2 separate regions of the Mus musculus genome follow, and region 2 is linked to region 1. The links are chromatin loops, found by intact Hi-C in ENCODE. Cell type or tissue: heart. All regions are shown on one strand. Each heading gives the region's core, and the rest is flanking DNA. Links, peaks and the distances in the headings are about the cores only.

Evidence for each region. Hi-C counts contacts between places; a loop is a spot of excess contacts. Peaks named below come from ENCODE experiments on the same cell type or tissue, not always from the same donor. Only the 100,000 strongest peaks of a DNase experiment are listed, where the experiment ranks them.
Region 2: it touches region 1 in a loop (4-fold over the local background); 20 of 42 quality-filtered maps call a loop at or near these places.

Annotation. Positions count from the first base shown.
Region 1 is chr4:131,249,930-131,257,502 of GRCm38, reverse strand. No RefSeq gene overlaps it. Among named protein-coding and RNA genes, the nearest start is that of Gm25261, 14 kb to the right of the region's middle. In heart, for the core only: a CTCF peak has its summit at 4,140 (motif pointing left); a DNase peak (open chromatin) is centred at 4,102; H3K4me3 peaks cover 839 bases; H3K27ac peaks cover 1,493 bases; H3K27me3 peaks cover 619 bases.
Region 2 is chr4:130,957,000-130,964,572 of GRCm38, reverse strand. No RefSeq gene overlaps it. Among named protein-coding and RNA genes, the nearest start is that of Matn1, 16 kb to the right of the region's middle. In heart, for the core only: a CTCF peak has its summit at 4,285 (motif pointing left); a DNase peak (open chromatin) is centred at 4,292; H3K27me3 peaks cover 345 bases.

The DNA.
Region 1 (7,573 bases), core at 3,159-5,658:
AAATGACTATCAGTTGGGTGCACATAGTAGGTGATCAGTGAATCAATGGCTGTGAGTTGGGTGCACATAGTAGGTGCCTGGTGAGCAGTAGACACAAGGGTAAGAATTCTGAGAAGTTTTCTGAGTCCTACACAGGCCTTAGGTGGCCCTCTGCCCTTCTCCTGCTCTCCCCACCCTCAGCACCCAGGTCTGTTTTGAGGGTGTTACTGCCAAATGTCCCACTTAGACAGCTCATTCCCAGGAGCTCTGTGCTCGGCAGTGCCTGAGCCTGATGCTGCCTGGCCTTCAGGCAATGTCCTTTGTGCTCAGTCCTAGGTGCCGGAACAAACCCTGATCAAGTCGTGACCCTTTTGGGGATCTTCTTGATGTCTTCTATAAGCCAAGGTCACACCCCTGAACCTGAGTGTCATTCTGCTTGACACATCCATCCTCCTGCCCACGTACCCCTCAGCCAGAGGTAAGTGCACTTATGCACAGCCAAGTCCTTAGTGTTGACAGCCTTTGGAAAGAGAAGTGCCCCCTTATCCAGGGAAGCACCCTGGCACCTTCACTTGCCTCCACTGCCCTGGTGTTGGGTCAGTCTGTCCTTACCTTGGCCATTTCTTGTCATGCCTGGATCCCTCTGGTCACATAGTAATGCTGAACCCAACACATTTGAGCTTAAATAAAGCACTCACTGTACCTGTAACCTACTCTTGAGTTGCTTGCCCCTGAGGAGGGCAATCCTTTCCTTACCCCCACCACACCCTTAAAGTCTCTGGGGGATCCCGGAAAGCCAAAGGTTTTATTACTCCTCACTCACCAGCAACCCCTGCCTCAGGGTCTGGGTTCCCACCGCTCCCTCCATCTGGAGGTGGTTGCCTCTGCATACTTGACTGGAATACTGGCTGGATGTCTGGGCAAGGTAGTAGCTGAAGTCCCCCACATCCCAGCCTCCCAATGGTGATGCTGGACTGTATGTTTTATGGCTTAAGATGGTGTTCTTCCTGATTTTATGTCAACTTGATACAGGCTGGAGTCATCAGAGAGGGGGCAATCCCAATTGAGGAATTACCTCCATAAGGCTGGGCTGTAGGTAACCTGGAAGGCATTTTCTTAATTAGTGATTAATGGGGGTGGGAGGGTGCCCACCCCATTTTGTATTGTGGGTGGGGTCATCTCTGGGCCGGTGGTGGAGCAAGCCTTGAGGAGCACCCAGTAAGCAGCACTTCTCCACAGCCTCTCTGCATCAGCTCCAGCCTTCAAGTCCCTGCCCTGTTTGAGTTCCTGTCCCGACTTCCTTCAGTGATAAACAGTGATCTGGAAGTGTAAGCCAAATAGTAAACTCTTTCCTCTTCCACTTGCTTTTGGTCATGGTGTCACATCACGGCAATAGAACGCCCAGCTTGGACAGAATGAAGGAGGAGTGTTGAAGATGGAGAGGGCTGAGTGGAGGAGATGTCCCGCTCTGGAGACTTTTCACACAAGGAGTCTCTGCTTCCAACAGGGAATATCATCAAATACAGGTGACTGCCTGCCACTTGTTGCTCTGAGAGGCTTATGACTGGCATGCAGCGAGCCTGGGAAGATGGAGGAGGGGCCAGAAGGGCTGTGCCTGCTGAGGCTTCCTCCTCAGGCAGGAAAAAGGGAAAGAGCAAGGTGGCTCTTCAAGAGGGTCTGAGAGGAGAGACCTGGGGTCTGAGAGGAGAGACCCGGCTCCTGTCAAACAACCACCTTCCCCTTTTTTTTGGGGGGAGAGGAAATGCGCCCCAGGGTTGTAGTCAGCGGGACGTCAGCAGGTGACAAAGGGCTCTTCTGACTCATGGGAGAGGACAGAGAAACCCAGAGGCAAGCATGGCTGTAAAAGGCCTACTGTTCTCTGGTGTCAATTGTATGCCCTCTTGCTGTCTCTCCTCCCTGTGTCAGACACACACATCATTCATCCTGAATCAGGCCATGATGTTAATTAAAGGTGGTTCTATTATGAAGAGATGCATTAGGCATCCTGTAATCAGCCCACAATAACGCAGGAGGAAGCCTGGGGTTCCTGTGAGTACAATAACCGTGCAGGCTTCCCAGGGGCTCCTCACAGCCTGCACTTAGAGAATGAGATATTATTCCATATGTGTGGACTTGCAAACCATTACAAATGAGTGAAAATTTTAAATTAATACACCGGGCCACAGTGAAGGTTAAACTCGGCCCTGGGTCAAGGAATCTATGAGAACTGAGACAGACTCTTACCATGAGGAAAATTCTAGAATGGAAAGGAAGCAGTAGTTATAGTAGCCATGCCCTGGGGTCATCTTTCAACTAGCTCACCTGGGGTTTGCACCTTCAGGGGAGAACACAAACTCACTTAGCTGTGTTGACCCAACTTCCACCCTGGTCATCTGGAGAGGTCACCGTCATGGAAGCCTATGCTGCCCCCCCCCAATCCTTAAACTGTCTTAGCATGGCATCCTGTGCCCTGGGGTGTGAACAGGACTCTCCCTCCTTCTGCCCACGCTGGAGGGTGCACTGAGTTCTGGAACTGTGTTCCCGCCAGGTCTGCAGGTTCGACTCTTTGCTGTTCTTCTACAGCCTCCGTGGTGTTTCTTCTGACTGGCTCACTCAGCTTTAAACACCAGGGGGAGCATGGTGTGGTGGCTCAGGCCTGTGTTCAGAGGCAGAGGCAAGTGGATCACCTCACGACCTAGAACAGCCTGGTTATGGAGTGTGAGTTCCAGGCCAGCCTGGGCTATAATGCCAGCCAGATTGGAAAAACAAACAAACAAACAAACAAACAAACAGTGGGCGTCACCTCCTCCAGGAAGCCTTTCTACATTATTCATCCCATTTTGTTTCTATTTTATTTTATTATTTTTGTTTTGTTTGTTTTTTTGTTTTCCTATAATCAGTCCACCTGGCCAATCTCAGAGAAGTTCACTGACTGAGTTCAAGACATTTACTGCGTGCTTCTTTGGAGCCAGCTGTCGGTTGACAGCAGCTCAGTGGATCTTGGCTGGACACATGTGTCCTGAGTTTCCCGTGGCTTCCGGCTGACCCTGGCTGCAAGGAGTGACCTAAGCTACAGCGGCTGACCTTGGCAGAGGTGACAGCATTCCTTGGCTCTATTCCTAGTGTCTCTTGTCCTCCAAAAGTCTGGACTAGGCATGTCCTCGCAGTGGTGGTTGTGACACAGGAGCCAGCCAGCCTGCCAGCCACACGGTGGCTTCACATCTGCTCTCTGTTCAAGCCTTGCAGGGAGCCCTGTGGCCTCAGTCAAGGCTGAAACCAGCCATCTTCCCACTGAGAAGCTGGACAGCAGAGTCCAGATGTGGAGGAAGGTGAGGACAGTCCTTGTGGCACTCAGCTAGATGAGTCCAAAACGTGGTGACATTTTAAGGGGCTTTATTGCCTTATTGTGGGCATTCAGGAAACCCTGTATGTACTTAACATACCAGACAGTTGAGTTTGACAAATGTCTGAAATCAGCATAGCTACATGGATAATAAATGTACCTAAACCACCTCCATTCAGTCTCTCTCCTCCCCCCCCCCCCTTCCTTCTCAACCTCTGGGCAGTTTGCTTTCCAGGGGGTAAAGAGGTGTGCACCGTGGCTTTATTTTGCATGTTAAAAAAATGGCTACAGATGTTGAATGTCTCTTGTCACCATCTTTCTTCCTTGCAGAAGTGTGTACTCAGAGAAAAGCCTTTACAGCCAACTTTTTAAAAAATTATTGTTGTCTTTAGAGGGCTCTTTGTATATTTTGGAGATTTAACATATGTAATTTATTAAATATGTACTTATTTTCTCCTAGGCTGTGGCTTGTCCTAGGTGAGGTTTTAAAACGCGCGGATTGACCCCTACCCTACCCCGTATCAGTAGTTATCAAGGGTGTCTCTGAGTGGCCAGTGCAGGCAGGAAGAGAGGCTGCTCCATTCTCCATAAGAACAAAGAAATGGCCAAAAATAACAAGACAGGCAACTTGAGAAGCCGCATTGAATCCATCTCCCTGTCGCGTGTGACCCTGATTTTATAGGGTTTTCTAGGAATCAAAGTCACAGTAGGGGTGTGAGTGGCGGGTGGGAAAGGAAATGGGTCCAGAAACTCCCCGCAAGCCCCACTGCCTCGTAGACCGGTCTTTGCTGGTCCAATGTCGCCCTCTAATGGCTACAGTCCCCAGCCAGCCTCGGCGCTCAATCCCTCTGGGCTCCACCAGGCACCGGAGGAGAAAGAAATGGCAGAGTCCACTTCAGTTCCAAACTTTCGAAGAATGATAGTATTTCCTTCACTGAGAAAATCTCTCGGTGGAAATGAATTGAAGCAAGAAAGCTCCAGGAGAGTCTGCTGCTGCATGCCTCGCACTGCACTCGTCCAAATGCAGCGGCTCAGAACAGACTCCAGCGCAGCGCTGCGGGGTCCACCCTGCAGTGTGTCAGCAGCAGGGCTCAGCCTGGAGCGCTGGGCACTGTACAGTGTGGCTTCGCATTCACGTGCTTGGGATTTCGGGATAGCTGGCCTCCGGCGCTTGGGGCTTGTTATTAAGCAGAATGTTCACCTGCGCACCTCAAACCCACTCCTGTCTGGCCATCCGCAAGCCCTGTATTTTCATCTGTGTCTGTCACCCAAGCCCAGCCAGCCCCCTTCATCGCCTTTGGAACCACAAAGAGGAGGCCACCCTGCTTCCCGCCTTCCAGAAGCGAGGGTGTGGTGCAGGAATCACAGCGTGGGAGTAGACAGATGTCTTAGCTGCCGAGATCCCTGCCTGGCATCTTCCTCAATCGGTCCTGCTTCTTGCTGCTAGGATATGACTTGAGCATGCTCACCTCAGATCTCTCTATCATCTCTTAAACATCAGTGTGCCCCACTTCCAGAGCTGTTTTCGGGGATACCCCCATGTCCTGCAGCTGAGCATTTCATCTGTGTTCACCTCAGCACATGCCTGACCCCAGGAAGCAGCTTGATGCACTCCCGGACACCTCCAACCGACCGACCTTAGACAGCTGTGACCCCACGTGGCTCAGGAGCTCAGCCCAAAGGCCACCGGTCCAGTCCCTGAAGACCTTAAAGCAAGCACATTGATTGTTCTGTGCCTCGGTTTCCCCATTTATGAACTCTTCCTATTGGCTTCTGGGTCGTGGCGGGCAGGGGAGTGTCTTGGGTGGGTGGAGCTTTTAGTCATAGAGTTCCCCTGCTGGGACTGTTCTTTGGAAACTGGAACTCGAAAATGAGGGACAGAATAAAGTCACCGCACCTGCTCGGGTGCACATTTTATTGAACAGCTACTCTGTGCTGGGCTCTTGGCTAACACTAGGGACATAGTGCCAGTCAAGCCAGAGGCTGTTTCTGCTTCCAGGAAACTCACACAGCCTAGGGCCTAAGACAAACAATAAACAAGTAAGTAATGAATTAATGGGGGCACAGACAAGAGAAGCAGACAGCCTTCCCGTGGGGGGTACAAAAGCTAAGTCCTCTAGACAAAGCAAGGCCTCTCATGGGAAGAAGGAACATCAGGCTAAGAGACCAGCATGCTCGGGAGCCTGGAAGTGAGAGGAACCATGGCTCACAGGGAGACCTGCAGGGAGAGCCTGGGGCCAGGAGAGTGCCAAAACCTAAGGTAAAGCTACAGCGGGTGGATGTGGTTGGGTAACACAGGGCCTTCAAAGACCCATCAGGTGCCTGGGCTCCATTCAAAGAGTAGATGCTTGCTTGGCATGCGGGGACAAAATGCTGGATAACCCTGGCTGGGGGCAGCAGTGCAAAAACACTTAGGCAAAACATTGGCCTTCCCAGTAGTCACATGATCACTGCATCCATTGCCAATCTGAGGACTCAAGGGAGGCTATCATCTCCCACCCACACTGAGGCCCGCAGACACACCAGAGAGACTCGCTCTGAAATCCCAGCCAATCAGACCCCACGTGTACACTCTGCTGTGAAGATGTGAAAGGGGCTTTCTTTTCAAAAATTAAATTAAAATTTATGTATGTGGGCATTTTGCCAGCCTGAATGTCTCTATACCGTGTGTGTGTGTGTGTGTGTGTGTGTGTGTGTGTGTGTGTGTGTGTTGTGTTAACCGCAGAAGCCAACAGAGGGCGTCAGATCCCTGGAACTGGAGTTACAGACAGCATGTGGGAGCAGCCATGTGGGTGCTGGGAATTGAACCAGATACAAGAGCCACAAGTGCTCTTAACTACAGAGCCATCTCTCCAGAGTGAGAGGCTTTCTTTTAAGGACAAAGTTTATTCATTTGTTTCGTGTCATGGGGAGGTGGGTGTGTGCTCCATGGTGCACTGTGGAGGTCAGAGGACAACTTGGGCTAGTTCTCCCCATCACCACGTGTGTCCTGGGGTTCAAACTTTGGTTCTCAGGCTCTGAATCAAGCCTTCATCTGTTGCATGGTCTCAGAGGCCCAAAGCTTTCTTAAGAAAGTGACTGTATCTGAGAGTAGGAGCAGAGGGGGAAGGCCTGGGTCCTAGGACAGCATGTCCCCTGTCCTGATGGATGGTCTTCAGCCAGAAGCACCGAGGCACAAGGTTCTAGTATCACCAACCTCAGTAAGGAGCTTGACCTCCCGACACGACAGAGGGACAACATGGTGGACATGTGGCTCCTGGCTTGTGAGGCTGGTATAGAAGTAGCCAGACTGTGCTGTGGCAATTCCCTGACAAACAGCACAGAGGTTTTTGGGGTTTTTTTTGGGGGGGGGTGGGTTTTTTGTTGTTATTTTATTTATTTATATTTCATATGCTATACCTCTTCCCTGTTTTCCCCAACACAGCCCCGTCAACCACCTATCCCCTCCCCCCTGCTTCTATAAGGGAGCCCACCCACCCACTCCCACCTTAGCATCCTAGCATTCCTCTATCCTGGGTCATTGAGCCTCCACAGGACCAAGGGCCTTCCCTACCATTGATACCCGACAAGGCCATCCTCTGCTACATGTGCAGCTGGAGCCATGGGTCCCTCTGAGTATACTCTTTGGTTGGTGGTTTAGTACCTGGGAGCTCTGGGGGGGTCTGGTTGGTTGATATTATTGTTCTTCCTATAGGGCTGCACACCCCTTCAGCTCCTTCAGTTCTCCCCCTAACTCCTCCATTGTGGTCCTCATGGTCTGTCCAGTGGTTGGCTGAGTGTAACTGTATCTGTATTGGTCAGGCTCTGGCGGAGCCTTGGAGGGGGACAGCCATACCAGGTTCTCATCAGCACAGACTTTTAAAGACAAACCTTTTTAAACAAGATTTTTTGGGGGCTGGGGGACACACACATTCTCTGTTGTGGGAGCAGATGGCTCCAGAATCAAAGGTCTCTTACGTAACCGCATCAGAGCGCAGCTGCCTGCCTGCTACACTGTAGTGCGGGCCTGTGGAGCCTTGAAGTTATGACAATTCCAGTCATGGTTGAGAGAGCCTAGGTGGCTGCACCACGTGTGTCACCACTCTTCCAGGAGAGAAAGGAAAACTGAGCCAACACAAAGAACGCCAGGATTGCATGGTGAAAGGCCTTGCTGGAGCCGTTGGCAACACTACACTGACAGATACAATCGCTTTCTCTTTCTCATGTCACTCGGAGTCTAGTGTGGGTTTCTTTCTGGGCTCCCATGTCCTG
Region 2 (7,573 bases), core at 2,924-5,423, 290 kb after region 1:
AGAGCCTTGTGACCTCCTTATGCTCCAAGCTCCAGGACACCAAGGCTGGTACGGTCACAGCACAGCCAGAGGTGGCAGAGGCAGCTCTTGGTTGCAGCAAATGGGCAGTTCTCAGGCCCCTGAGCCTTGTAGGGTCCCAGAGAATTTGGAAAAACTTGCACTTTGGAGACCTTGAAGGAGAGGGGAGCCGGGAAATTGAAGAGTGGGAGGAGATTGCCCTTTGAGCCTTACCTGTCACCAGGTGCTGTAGTGGGGCACACATCCATATCGTGTCACACTAACCCTCACGACATGGTCCCATTTTTCAGAGGAGAAAACTGAATGTCTGCTGGCATATGGTTTGCCCATCACCAGCTGTTTGGTGGCAAGGCCAAGGTTCTACTCAGACCTGTCCAGCTTTTGATGGTCCATGATCCTTAGTAACCACAGACAGGAGATGACCAGCAGCTGCTAGCCCCATCAGGCAGATGAATAGGAAAGAGGGGGTGGGGACGGAGAAACCGAGGCTCAAACCATGACACTGCCCTCCTGAGATGTGAGGATGGAGAAACTGAGGCTCGAACCATAACACTGCCCTCCTGAGATGTGAGGATGGAGAAACTGAGGCTCAAACCATAACACTGCCCTCCTGAGATGTGAGGATGGAGAAACTGAGGCTCAAACCATGACACTACCCTCCTGAGATGTGAGGATGGAGAAACTGAGGCTCAAACCATGACACTACCCTCCTGAGATGTGAGGATGGAGAAACTGAGGCTCAAACCATGACACTGCCCTCCTGAGATGTGTGGCCCGTCAGCCTCTGCTTTCTCATCTTTTACGTGAAGAATGCTAATCTACACACACACACACCAGATGGATGAGAGTTTAAATGGTTCCTGTGTGCCAGACATGTCACCATCCAGTGACAGGTGAGTCTGGAATAAAGGCTAATCAGGTCAGGACTTCCACCAGTACACATGCCTACTCAGAATCTCCTGGCTCTGTCATGACTCTTTCCCTCCCTCTATCTATCCATCTCCTCCTTCATCCCTTCATCTCTCCTCCCATTCACTGTCCCTGTATCCCTATCCATCTCTCCATCACTTCCTCCTTCTTTCAATCCTTCTATTAACCCCGTCGATTGAGGATAGAAAATGGAGGATGGAAAGATGGATGGATATGTGGACCAATGGAATAATAATGTATAGATGGGTGACTGGATGGAGAAAGAGAATCAGTAGGTGTTGACTGGATAGGGGACGAATGGATGGATGGTGGGCAGGAGGATGATGGACGAACAGATGGTAGTTAGATTTGATGGATGGAAAGATAGATGGATGAATGGATGGGGAATTGATGGTGAGTGGGTGGGTGGATGGATGGATGGATAGATAGATAGATAGATAGATAGATAGATAGATAGACAGGTAGATGACAGATAGATGGATAGTGGGTAAATGGTGAATGGTGGATAGGTGGATAAATGATGAGTGAGTGACACATGTGTAAATGAGTAGTTGGTTAGATAGTGGGTAAATGGTGAATGAGTGGGTGGTGTGTAGATAATGGGTGGATAGATGGATTGATGGACAGATGGATGAGTGGACAGACAGACAGACAGACAGACAGACAAATGGATGGTAGGTAGATGGTGAATGAGTGGGTGGTGAGTAGATGATGGGTAGATGGATAGATGGATGGATGGATGGATGGATGGATGGACAGACAGATGGACAGACAGGCAGACAGACAGATGGATGGATGGATTGTGGATAGATTACAGATGGATGAGTAGACAGTGAATGAAGAGATGAATGGTAGATGATGGATGAATAGGCAGATGAATAGACACATGGATGGACAGATAGATGAATAAATGGGTGAGGTGGATGGGTGGATGGATGGGTGGATGGATGGATGGATGGATGGACAGACAAATGGTGGGTAGATGGTGGTACTCAGAGCTGGTTCACAGACCCAGAGATTCCACCACATCCTCACCCACACCCACTCACCAACAGATCTTGACAGGAGGACAAACTCCTCCCATAGGCTAAAGGCCGCCCGCATCTTGGGAGCTGACCTATCCTTTCTGATTGTTCCTCACAGTCACATCCCTGTGCAGTGAGCCTTGTGGCCTCAGCCTACTGTGTCACCAACCCAGAAGATGAAAAGTGGACCCTGCACCCAGAGTGTGGGGTTCCGAGGGGTCCCGGTGGGGACTGCTCGGGCACACTCTGCAGAGAATGAGTACTGAGTCCCAAATCCCATCCTCAAAGGAAGCCGTGGGTGACCTCACCAGAGCAGGACAATAAGCTACCTCCACTGCCCCCAAGCTGCCTCCTGTCAAGCTCTGTCAGCACTCCACCTCCTCACATGCAACCCTTGCCACACCTACAAACTGCTACCACTGTCCCACGTGACAGAGAAGGAAACTGAGGCTCACGGAGGTAAAAGACTTGCCCAGGGCCTTTGGTCATAGACAGAACCAGGATGAATTCGGGTCACTTGTCTTGAGGAAGCACAGACATCTCCAGCGCACCCCCGCCCCAAGCTCTCTTCCCTGTTTCCCACCACCCAGCCCCCGTATACATCACTTTGTGGTCCCTTTAAACCTGAAATGGGCTCGTTTTCCAATTTGCCTCACCCTGAGCAGTAATGTCCATGAAATAAAGCCTTGATGTGCTAATTGCTTATGGGGTTTTTCTCTGATGCCCATTAAAATAAATACATGGCTGGTAAAATAGAAAAATAGGAAATGTTTGCCCATGCCTGACCCAGACTCCTTCTCCTATCCCTGGTGAGCAACCCACCTCCTGGGAGGAGGAAAGAGAAAATAAAAAACTGGGAGGGGTAAGGGACAGAGAAAACTGGGAGGAGGGAATGTGCCTGGGAGGAGGGAGAGCAGAGGAGATGAGGGAGGGGGGAGTACGTGGCAGGTAGGTAGGTTTGCCCTCTCCGGCCCAGCACAGCCCAGGTCAGCCAGGTTCCTCTTTTGCTTGGGAAGGCTCCATCTTTGCTGCTACTCCTGGCTTGGGTCAACTGAGCACAAGCCACATGAATTAAGGCCTCTTGGGGAAATGAGTAAGAATGGCCACAGTGGCCCCTGATAATGGGATGCAGGTACCTCAACACTTCAGCTCCTGGCAGTCAGAGCCCCTATTTGCATCACCCACAGGACAGAGATGGGGTAGAGTGTAGGGGGGGGGGAGACCTACTGTCCCCAGAATCCTGCCTAGAATTAACACAGGAAACCACGTGGAGTAGTCTAATACTGGAAAATGAGAAAATCCTGCAGGGTGGCCACCTCCCTCCTACAGCAGTGCCAGCATACAGGATAAGGAAGGAATGAAGCTATGAACAGTGAGGGGCCTGACTGGACATGGCCAAGCTGGAGCAGGCCCAGGGGCAGAGCCAGCAGGGATGGGACAACCAAACCAGGAAGCTGACAGGCATGGGTTCAAATACGGGAACCGCTACCGTGTTCCATCTCTCCCCACCCCCACCCACCTAGAGCCCCACTGACCCTCCTGTGAGACAGAGACGTCCCACTCAGAGGATCTCAGGAACAAATGAGATTAGCGTTTCCTAGAGCAACGCTCGGCGAGCAGAACAGCTATTCGTCAGTTTATGCCCGCTAATTATATTTATGGAAATGCATCATGAGCAGGCTGTTCTGTGACACTGAACATTATATTTATTTCTGTTGTATATCTGTCTGTGTTTCTATTACATTTATACTGTATATCATTGCACGTGGCTATATAAATCTAGTATATATTTTACTATATACTGTGTATTGTAAACTACTATAAATGGCCATTTATAAGCCACTTCCTGTTACTACTACGGAAGGGCCAGGAAACAAGGCGGGCAGGCGCCTCTGTCTCTCAGTCACACCAGGGACAGTGCTGTCTCACACCAGGACTTGGGGCTGAGATTTGTGATCCTTGAGACACTGCCTCTTGGACACCACCTCACCTCAGCATTTAGGGATAAATGTTAAATTTGCAGTGACGTGGGACAGACCCAGGGACATGGAGACACATCTGGCCTGGACCTGAGACACCTCTTAGAGCTTGGGAGAGATGGGAAGGAGAGGGCTGGATGCCTCTGAGGAGACCTGCGGCCACGGAGAGACTTCAGAAATAGCACTATCCCCTCAGGAACCTTAGGGAGTAAAGAGGTTAGGTGCGACAGGTGCCTTCAGTGTCAGGACAGAACTCAGCTGAAAGAGCTCTCGCTGAAGGGTCCTCCCTGGTCGGACAGCCCCATTCCTGAGCTGATGGCGCCACCTGGTGGCCAGATTCTCCATAGCAGCTCCAGACCCTGCAATCATAGGATCACATTTGTCTAGCTTCTTGCTGTGCAGTTTGGAGTCTGTTGTTTGACCTCTCTGAGCTGGGGGGAGGAGCTGGTGGGGAGAGACAACAGTGCTCACTGCACCCTGCAGGCTGTTTTACTTCTGTTACAGCGTCGTAGGTCTAGTTCCATCCCCAAACCCAAAGTTGATATGTTGGCAAGGATGACCTTGAACTTCAAATCCCCCTGCCTCCACCTCCCAAGTACTAGACTCCCACTCACTTGACATCACACTCGGAATGTATTCAGTGCTAGAGATGGACCCAGGGCTTCCTGTGCAGCTAGGCAAGCCTTTCACCAGCTACACTCTCTCCAGATCCAGGCCCCCGTCCTCTTTTGTGTTAATCTCACAGGCCTCTGGGACAGCCGTGGGACTGGGGTTCTGCGTGCCTCCTGTTTCATTTCAAAAGCTGTGGACCCAGGAGGGAACCATGTAATTAACAAGAGGTGACACACGAAGGAATCCTGCTCAAGGCCTGCCACCCTCCTCCCTGCCAAATCCTGTAACCAATTGCATTATGCAAACAAGACTCGGAAACCTGGTTAGCCTCGTGCTCCGGGGCCGGGAGATCCCACTGTTGCCCAAGGAAAGAAAGACGTTTTTTTTTTTTCTTTTTGCAAAATCCTGATTAGTTTAGTCCTGTGTGTCTATGTGAAATTCAGTTTAAAAAAAATTGTGGGAATAGATAGACCCTGGCTGCCTGGAAGTCGCTTGGGTTCCATGGTTCTGAGATTTGTTTATAGCCTTGGGTTAATCAAATCTGGATTGGAGAGAGGCAGGGAGAGACAAGGGGGGGCTGTTACCAAGACCTGAAGCAAACTTGGGGAGAAGAGAGATAAGTTAGTGCCAGGATTTAGAGCAGGAAAACCCACGAAGCTGATGCTTTACCCATTGGAACACAAGGTGAAAGGGCAGGTTCTAAAAAAACCACACAGGAAATGAACCACACAGGGTCCCCATCCCCACACATCAGGGACATCTGTGGCTTCTGCCCTCCAAGTGCCCTGCCTTGGCATGTGGTGACAGCCTCTCCTCCTCGTGGAACCATTGCCTAGCTCTTCCATCCTAAGACAACTTTTGTCTCTGACCCACACACACACTCACTTCTCCCTACTATACAAATGAACAGAGTCCCAGACCTGGCTGGCCAGCCAGAGCATGGAGTTCCTGATTACAGTGATAGCTCAAGGATAGGCAGAGTGCCCAGTCGGAGTCAACGAAGCCAACCCCTGTGAACTTGGATCTTGAAGGAGTTTCAAACCTACAGAGCCTTTGGCATCTTGGGGAGAGCCCTCCCCACGCAGGAAGTGTCCAATCAGAATGGAGACCAGAGCCAAAGGCAAAGAAAGATGGGGCCCAATAACATCGCTGAACATAGGGCCTTCAGGCATAGACCCCCTCAGATACTTTCTTAGCTAAAATTCTTGTCATCAGCAATCCAGAGCACTGATCATCTGTCCCAACCTCCAGGGCCTGAGATGGACTCCTGAGAAACTGGCCAGCTGCCTCCCCCATCTGCTTCCCAAAGTCTTCTGCTGCAAAAATTCTTCCTCCTGGAGCAGCCTACTGCAAGCACACACACACACATGCACACACACACACACACACACGCACACGCACACGCACACGCACACTCATAAGCACTCCATTTGTTGGGTCTGGGGGCAGTTATGGTCTCACACCAAGCGAAGCTCTTGCCTCATGCCTCTCCTGACCTTTGCTCTCTGGCCCCTCCTGGCACTGGACCTTGTCAGTTTCCCTGACTGTGTGCCCTCTACCCTGCTGTCTGCTTACTGGGGTCCTCACTCCCTGTGAACAACCTGGTCCTCCGGCATGGGGGAGGGGCACGGGGGAACAGCTGCTCTTCAAAGAACAGCCTAGTCCAGCTGTGAACCTGCTCCTAAGAATTAGGGTGACCCTTAAGTCTGCTGAGCCCATCCTGTGTGCTGAGGGGTGATGTGCCTTGTTCCTGCATCAGTGCTGGGTAAACTAGAACTCCCCACTTCTGAACTCACCTGGATGAGTCCCGTACGACCCCAGAATAAGGACATAAATTCTGCCTCCCTGGGGTGGTGGGACAGCTTGTGAGTGGCTTCCCTGCTCTCCCTGCAATCAAAGGTCCAAGCCTAGCCCAGGGGTCTCAATGCTTTCTGCCAACAGCCTTGCCTGGGATCCGGCAGGACAGCGGGTCCAGCTTCAAAGTCACCGTCCTTCCCTAGACGTGGATACTGGATCCCGTCCACCTCCAACTGCATCTCTTGTTTAAGGGAGGCGTACCAAGTCACACTTGTACAAGAGGGACCTGGCAACGTCTCTTGTAGGAAGCCGCCCTCACATTCGCCGTTGCAAGATGGCGCTGACATCCTGTGTTCTAAGTGGTAAACAAATAATCTGCGCATGTGCCAAAGCGAACGCGTGTAAGAGTCTCTCCCTCACCTAAAAGTCCTGACGGCTTCTGACCACCCTCTGGATTAAACCCAAAATTCAAGACCAGTTCAAGGCAACCAGTACACAGTCTCTCAAGCCCCTCCTGGGCCCTGGCTTCCCGCTGGCCCTGTGGAGCTTACTCCAGCCTGCTATCCCACCCCAGGACTTTCCACATGCTTGTCCCTGCCTCTGCTTATTCTTCTCACCTTCCCTGCCTATGTCAATGCTGAGCCCGGATGCCTTCACCATCTCAGCCCCAGGCTTCCCCGGACACGGGAGCCTCCGACCCCTGCCACAGCCTGCTCTCCTCTCCAATCCTGGCTAGCATCTCCACATGGTTCTTTCTCATGCCTGTGGCCCTTCCCCAGCACCGTAAGTGAAAAATATCAGAGGCCACGGGGCATTTTCCATCTTATCCCAAGCACCCAGTGTGCATGCTGCCTTCCGCGTGGCTTCACTAATGTGAAATGCGTGCATGAATGAGCCTGGCAATACGGGAGAGCTGCTTTATGAACCGGGCTCCTCTGCTCTCCTTCCACCAAGCCCCACCCTCTCCCTCAGGTGCCTCAGACCCTGGGTCCTCAAAGGGCTTTGCCTGGCTGCCAAGGCTCTTCAACCCTCTCCTTATAAACCTATATGTGTCCAGCAGGTCCTACCCAAGATTACCCAGCCCTTGCCTCTCTGGAAGCCCTGGGCCTGGGTATCTTGTGAGAGGACGCAGGGCCCCAGCGAATAGCCAAGGATGCTGGAAGGAGATTCACACCCTGGGATCCTAAACCCTCTACCCGTGCCTCCCTGGGA